Regions from separate parts of the Homo sapiens genome. Here region 2 is linked to region 1. The links are chromatin contacts, found by Hi-C or POLR2A ChIA-PET in ENCODE. All regions are on one chromosome and are shown on one strand. Each heading gives the region's core, a stretch centred on a gene start or an enhancer-like site at or near the end of the contact. The rest is flanking DNA. Distances are from core to core; before and after follow the strand shown. Region 1 holds the start of SLC17A3 (solute carrier family 17 member 3). Region 2 holds the start of LINC02980 (long intergenic non-protein coding RNA 2980).

Region 1 (3,342 bases), core at 621-3,120:
GCGTGAAGCACCACGCCTGGCTAAAGATAACTGTTAAAGGAGAAATGTGTACTCTATCTTTTCTGATGATCCCCATGGCTAAAACAAAGCAGTTTAAAAATAAATCTTATTCAAAAGGAAAATGTAAAATTCTTTTTTTAAAAGAGATGGATATTACAACCTAAGTCAAGGAAATATCTCAATTCATATTCAAGTGTTTAATCATAGAGGTGAAGAAAAGCTGAATTGTTATTCTTTCTACACAGAGACAATTTGGGTCTATTTCTACCAAGTCAAACCAAGTAGCATGTAAAGAACTCAGGAGCACTTTAAATAAAGTTAAACATTAAATTGCAAAACCAAGTAACGTTTTCTGACTTGGATAATTCAGGGTCAGAAACATTTCCTGTGATATGTGAATCCCAAAGTTGATCATTATTTATCCCAGGGTCCAGAGTCCTTCAGAAATGACTCAGGGAAAAATCTTTTACCTAGAAAGGTGAAATTGACACTACCCCCACACGATAACGGGCTTAAATTTTCCATACTTAAATTCTTAAAGTGCAGATGGAAGAAATCTGTTTTTTTTCTTTTATGTTATAAAGAATATAATAAAACTTACCTGAAAGCATTGTGAGGATGACATGTAATAAATGCGCAGTAAATGGTAGCTCTGACTCCCCAGGACCCGGGTTCCTCCTTCTGAATTCTTGATCTGTGATATATACTGCCAGGCTCCCACTTCTCAGCCAGGGTGTTGAGAGGTAGTTTACTCACTCTCCTCTCACAATACAGTTCAAATAGGTATAAAGAGTCAAACTTAGAATCTAAAGGAGATCTCCTCAGGGCCATAAAGTAAGAAGGGATTTAAAGTCAAAGTGATGAGTATGAGCTAAGGCCAGGAAAGCCATTAAAGCACAGAACAAGGTGTAAATTTCCATGGCTGACTCTAATGCTCATATAAAGAAAGGAGTCTGGATTATGAACCCAAGGCATTCAGAGAGCTGGAAATAAACTACAGAAAGCTAGGAGTCTGAAGGCTTTGCCTCATCTATGAGACAAGGACAAGCAGAACTATACACATTCTTGGAAAGCAGTGACAGTGCTTTTGACTTCCTGGGTGTTAGCGCAAGAGTTAACCACAAGAAACTGAAAGAGTTTGGCCTTCACTGTGCACATGTAGGTATGCCAAATTTATGCCACTTATTTTCCAAAGTGGTTACAGAATGGCCCATAAATGCTACATGATAGCATGTGTGCAAATTTAGAAATAATACAAAGCATTATTACATATAGTTTGTGAATACTCATATAAATAGTAAGAATAGAAAAAAATGGAGAAATCATATTATATTTATGCCAGGCTTGTTTGGTTTGGTTTGGTTTGGTTTGCTGAGAAAAGGACAAGGACCCAGGGAAAGAGAAAGCAACAGAGTGAATGAAGTTCAAGTTTACCCATAATATTACAATTCACATATTTCAAAGAAGAAAAAAATTAACAAAATTTCAATTAAGGGGGAAAATCAAAAATAGCAAAGTAAAAAACACAAAAATACTGAACTCTTTAATTATAATTTATCTCTTTTTAACCTTTTCAAAAAAGACTAAAGACATTGAAGACACCACAAAGCAAAGCAAAATAGCTATATGCAAGTGTCTGAACCAGAGGACACCTATGAGGTCCTGAGGAGACACTCACAAGGGGAAGGTGGAGAAGCTTACATCAGCCAAAAAGCAGAAAGAACTGCAGAGGGGATTGGGCTGGATTTCCGAATGCTTCTTCAAAGCCTATTTGGCAAGAAGCCCTTCTGAGTCAACTTTGTAGTTTGATGACTTTTATTAATGATTAGCAACTTAAGCCCTAGGGTGGCAAAGAATCCTCATCTCTCTGCTCCAAAAAGTCCAAGGGAGTAAGCTTGGAGGAAACGCTGGGTTCAACTTGAAGCCCTTCCACAGACATTAAGTCGGTAAGTCACTTCTCTTGGTATTGAGATGAAGACCTCCAAAACTCTTTTCTGTATAGCAATGGACAATTTTTATATACTCCCCAACCCCAAGTTTCCTCATATGATAAAAATAAAAATGAAAAATGTAAAAATCCATATTAACAAGACTGACAAAAGTGAGGGAGAAGTGGCAGGAAGCTGAAGCTTTGTATCTGATCATCCATATGCTTTGAAACTAGCTAGTGGAGACAGTAGCAGCTATGGAAGATAATTCCAAGAAATAGGCACTCTTGCGAGGTGTTTAAAAGCAAAATTTTGCAGGTCAAACTGGCTTCTGAACAAATATCATCTCTTTCATTTACCAACTGGGTGACCTGGAGGAAGAGGGTCAGTAATATCTCCATCTGGGATTGATGTAGACTGGCTGGTGCAGTAATTTATAAGAGTGGCAATAATAATTATTTCTATTATACCAATGGCTAGGGTGGCTCTGGTCCAAGAAAGCATCTGGAGAAATGCTGCATCAAGATCCAGTGAGTTGGTGTGAAATTTAACCAAACTAAAATGGCTAGGGATAGAAGAGGAAATGGAGAGATGAGGCAATGGGACAGTCACCAGAGTCAGCAGAAGATGGTAGGTGGGCTGAGGGCAGTGGGAAGGAGGGAATCAGGGAGTCCTCAAGGCCAGAATGGAGAAGGTACAACTTTTTGTGGCAGCTGCAACTTCACAGATGTGTGGGAAGATGCTGTTAGAACACTCCCTGCCTTTAAACTAACCATCTCTACTGAAAGCTGATCCTCAATGTGGTTCTCTATGAACACTGCTTTGGACCAGAAACTTCTCAGAGTGCAATATATAGTTTCTGACCCAGATAACCAGCATAGCTTTTTAGTGGAAAATAAAGAGAGCTGTTAAAACAAAAGGGATTTACTTGAGTAAAGCCAAGGTGTAGACAGGCTATAAGACTGATTGGAAGGGCACATTTAAGAGAAGATAATGAGAGTGCATTTTCTATGTTGTGCTACTTGAGCCTGTTCTTGGCTCACCTGTGGGTGCCTTGGGATTTCCCTCTAGATTACTTCTCTTTCCTCTAGTTATAGCCCCAGGGTGTGGGAAGGGTCAGCAGAGCTTGAATCCAGCTTTTTAAGTCAGTGAAATGTTTTGAGGTTACCATGGCAGTAGGTGTCTGTCATGGTGAGGTGGGTAGACCACACCTGCTGGCAGGAGAAGATGTGACATCCTGGTTCACTTAGAGATAGGGTGTTGGTACAAGCTGTGTGCAGGTGGTAGACTGTCATGTGAAACCTTAGATAGCTTTAAAAAGTATTAATATTTTCAAAAGTCAGGAGACAAATGGGAAGATCGGTATGGAATCAGGGGACGTTGACCTGTCTGTGGAGACTGGAGATGATACTGA
Region 2 (3,282 bases), core at 770-3,269, 120 kb before region 1:
ATATATTATTTGCTAAAATGAGGAGAGACAACTATTATCTTAAAATAGTTAAGCACAATAAAAATACTACAATCAACTCATTATATATGGAAATTAAAGGAGAAAAATAGTGGTATGATTAATTAAAATAAAAAGAAAACCTTCTAAATTTTATCTTAGCTCATAGTTGTAAAAGCTGCCATCCCTAACCAAGGCCACCCTTGACCCTTTCTCATGTTCCATCTTTCTGTTTGTTTCATAGTTTATGTCTCACCAAAATCTATCAGATAAACGTATTCATATGAAGATTTAAATATATTACATGTTAAGCCTTAGCGAATACTTCAATATCTAAAGAAGGTACAAACAAAACAAAAATCAACACTTAGTTATAAGAGATTACATACTCTCCAGGGAAGACCTGAAGACTAGCCCCTTTCTGGATCCCACTAGCCCCTCATCCCACTCCAAGCCCTCCCCTCCAATCCCATATGCACTGGGCATTCATACAAATAAGACCATCAGCTCTGGATATCTGTACTGATTGATGCTCCTGCTAACTACCTGAATGATTGCGATGTAAGGACAGCACTGCCTGAATCCTATTTATCTCTCGCTATGCCATAGCGGCCTTCCATGCTGATGGCGTGTTTGAGGATCCAGAGGGGTCTTTGGTTGGCAGGATTGTTTTATTTCCCCAAGAGGAGAGCCTTGATGCAAAAATAGGTGAAGAAATCAGTACAACAAAACAGAAAGCCTAGAAACTACTATGAACACAATAGAGCAGAAGTAGCCTTAAGAGTTGGTGGAGAAAGGATGGTCTATTCAATTACCTGGGCTGAGAAACTGGCTTTCATATGGAATAAAAATAAAATTATAGCTATACCCCATATCATACACAAAAGTTTCTACATCTAACAAAGACACAGATAGAAAATGTTTTAAAATTTTAGAAGAAAATAGTGCAGAATTTTAGTGCAGAATTTCTTAGACTAGATGCAAAAACAAAAATGATTAAAGTGGCCAGGCACGGTGGCTTATGCCTGTAATCTCAGCACTCTGGGAGGCCGAGGTAGGTGGATTAGTGGAGGTCATGATTTCGAGACCAGCCTGGACAACATAGTGAAACCCCATCTCTACTAAAATACAAAAATTGGTAGGGTGTGGTGGCTCACGCTTTTAATCCCAGCTACTTGGGAGTCTGAGGCAGGAGAATCACTTGAACCTGGGAGGCAGAGGTTGCAGTGAGGGGAGATGGCGCCACTGCACTCCAGCCTGAGCAACACAGCGAGACTCTGTCTCAAAAAAATCTAAAAATAAAAAGATTATTTTTAAAAGACTATTTTAAACAAAAAAAATCGTTTAAATGATATGACACACTACATCTAATATTTGGAAAAGTACTTCTTAATACTTTTAATAAAAAGAGGCGCTGAGAGCATACAACCTATCCTCAGAAGAGTGTTTGACCTCTAGGAGGGACGCAAGCGCGTTCTTCCTTCATTTTAACTGGTCATTTTCATTTATTTCAGGAACATCTGAAGTAAACACAGTCACACGTTAACCTTTAAAAATCTAGGAGGTGCGTACGCATAGTTCCATTACTTCAATTTTTGTACTTTTGCATTTTAAAATATCACAGGGAAGCTCGGTACAGCTTCAAGGCTAGGAGGGGTGGCTCTCTCTTAAGCCCTGTCCCCGCCAGCCCCAGACCTCTCGTCCCGCCCCCATTGCCCAGTCCCCACCCTCACTTCCCCATTTCCCCACTCCCGCGGTCTCTTAACGCACCTCGTTTTTCGTCCAGTGGACTCAGACCTGTAGTCTTCCACCAGGATCGGCTCCTTTCCCGGAGCTCTCGCTCTTAGAGGAAATTGAGAGAAGCATCAGCGGAGACCCATCTGTGGCTCTCCAGAGGGCGCGGCATTCAGACCCCAGATCCAGCTGTGAGAACGGACCCCAGGCTCACACCAGGCCTGCGGGAGGCGGCCCACCAGAGGCGCTAGAAAACAAGCCTCGCGGGGAGGCGCGCAGGGCGACTGCAAGCTGTAGGGGGCGCTGGCGCCCTCACAGGCCAGGGGCAGGGCCGGCGCTGCGGGCGGGGCTCCTGCGGCGTGAGGGGCGGCCCCAGGCCAGCAGCTGCGCCCTGGCTGGGAGCCGGGGAGCATTTGCTGCTCTGCTGGACCCTGAGTCTGGCGGCGGGCGGCCTCCTCTCCGCTCCCCGCCCGCCATCCCCCAACTCCCGATCTCTCTGCTGCGTCTGGCCTCAGGCTGAGACCCCAACGAATCATTCCCCGCATGGGAACATTTTATGATATAACTGAATTCAGTTTTATGTATAACTGAATTACGGATATGAGAATCTCAAATGAGGACGAATGGTTTTTACGCACAAAACATGAGACACAAATCTGTAAGAAATATAAAGTCGTGACCACGTCCTTTCAGAACTTTAACCTGTTTGCTGAAGTACGTCAGTAACAATGGCAGGGAAAGGGTATCTTAAATTTCACCACAGCCTCAAAGAGGCCATTTCGTGGATCCGCTGAGGCTTGGAGTCGGCCTTCTGACCACGAGTCCTGCGGCTATGAAAGAGGAAGCCGCGGTTCAGGGCGTCCTCGCGAGTCGTGCAGCCCGCCCTGCTCCAGCTGGGGACACCGGTGGTCACGGCGCTTTCCAGCTGCAGATCCAGGCGGCAGCCCAAGATTTGGTCCAGCCGCCAAGGGGTGGCTCGAGTGACTGACGGGCCTTGAACGCTCCCAGGACCCACATCTGGAGAGGGAGGTGGGGGTGGGGTGCTGAAGTCATTCTTGGGGCCCCTGGGGGCGGGCATGGACCTGGGTAAGGCCAGAGAAATTGACACCTCGTGACATCCCTGGAAGAGAAGTACGTTCAGTGTCACTCCAGAGCTGAAACCGCCTTCTGGCTGGTCCCTCCTCACCTACATACTTTTCTAATTTGTCTGGAGCAGGCCGGGCATCTGTATTATCTGGTTATTTAAATATCTGGTTATTTAAAAGCTCTCCATTAAATTCACATACACGAAAATAAAAATTAAAAAAAATTTTAAAAAAAAGAAACAAAAGCTCTCTAATGACCAAGTCCTACACGATAGTGAATAAATTTTTTTGTGTGGTCCCTAAAATTGAGTTCATGCCTTTTCTGAAGTAATAGACGCCCAGAGAAGGGATCGACTTACCCATCATGCCACAGAGATTAATTGGCCCCAGAATTCTTTAGCAGACCGTGTATATGAACGTCCTTTGCAATCATATAAATTAACTGGGAAAACCTCATTTAGTATGT

Evidence for each region. A loop is a pair of places that touch in the nucleus more often than their neighbours do. ChIA-PET counts read pairs that join two places held with the same protein, here RNA polymerase II (POLR2A). Pooled maps may share reads with other maps.
Region 2: a pooled map shows a loop between it and region 1 (2.0-fold over the local background). The contact joins the promoter of LINC02980 here to the promoter of SLC17A3 in region 1. A Hi-C loop is called at or near these places in 4 of 168 maps with a recorded cell type or tissue (CD4-positive, alpha-beta T cell, CD4-positive, alpha-beta memory T cell, CD8-positive, alpha-beta T cell and 1 more), 3 of 37 single-sample maps with no recorded cell type and 10 of 50 pooled maps. POLR2A ChIA-PET finds 5 or more read pairs at or near these places in 3 of 52 experiments (CD4-positive, alpha-beta T cell, OCI-LY7 and naive thymus-derived CD4-positive, alpha-beta T cell).

Annotation. Positions count from the first base shown.
Region 1 is chr6:25,872,771-25,876,112 of GRCh38, reverse strand. SLC17A3 (solute carrier family 17 member 3) reads left to right here and starts at 1,870. Exons shown (of 13, transcript NM_001098486.2): 1 at 1,870-1,946.
Region 2 is chr6:25,991,404-25,994,685 of GRCh38, reverse strand. LINC02980 (long intergenic non-protein coding RNA 2980) reads right to left here and starts at 2,019. Exons shown (of 3, transcript NR_186645.1): 1 at 1,768-2,019. RefSeq lists an enhancer at 1,701-1,910 and a silencer at 1,901-2,210.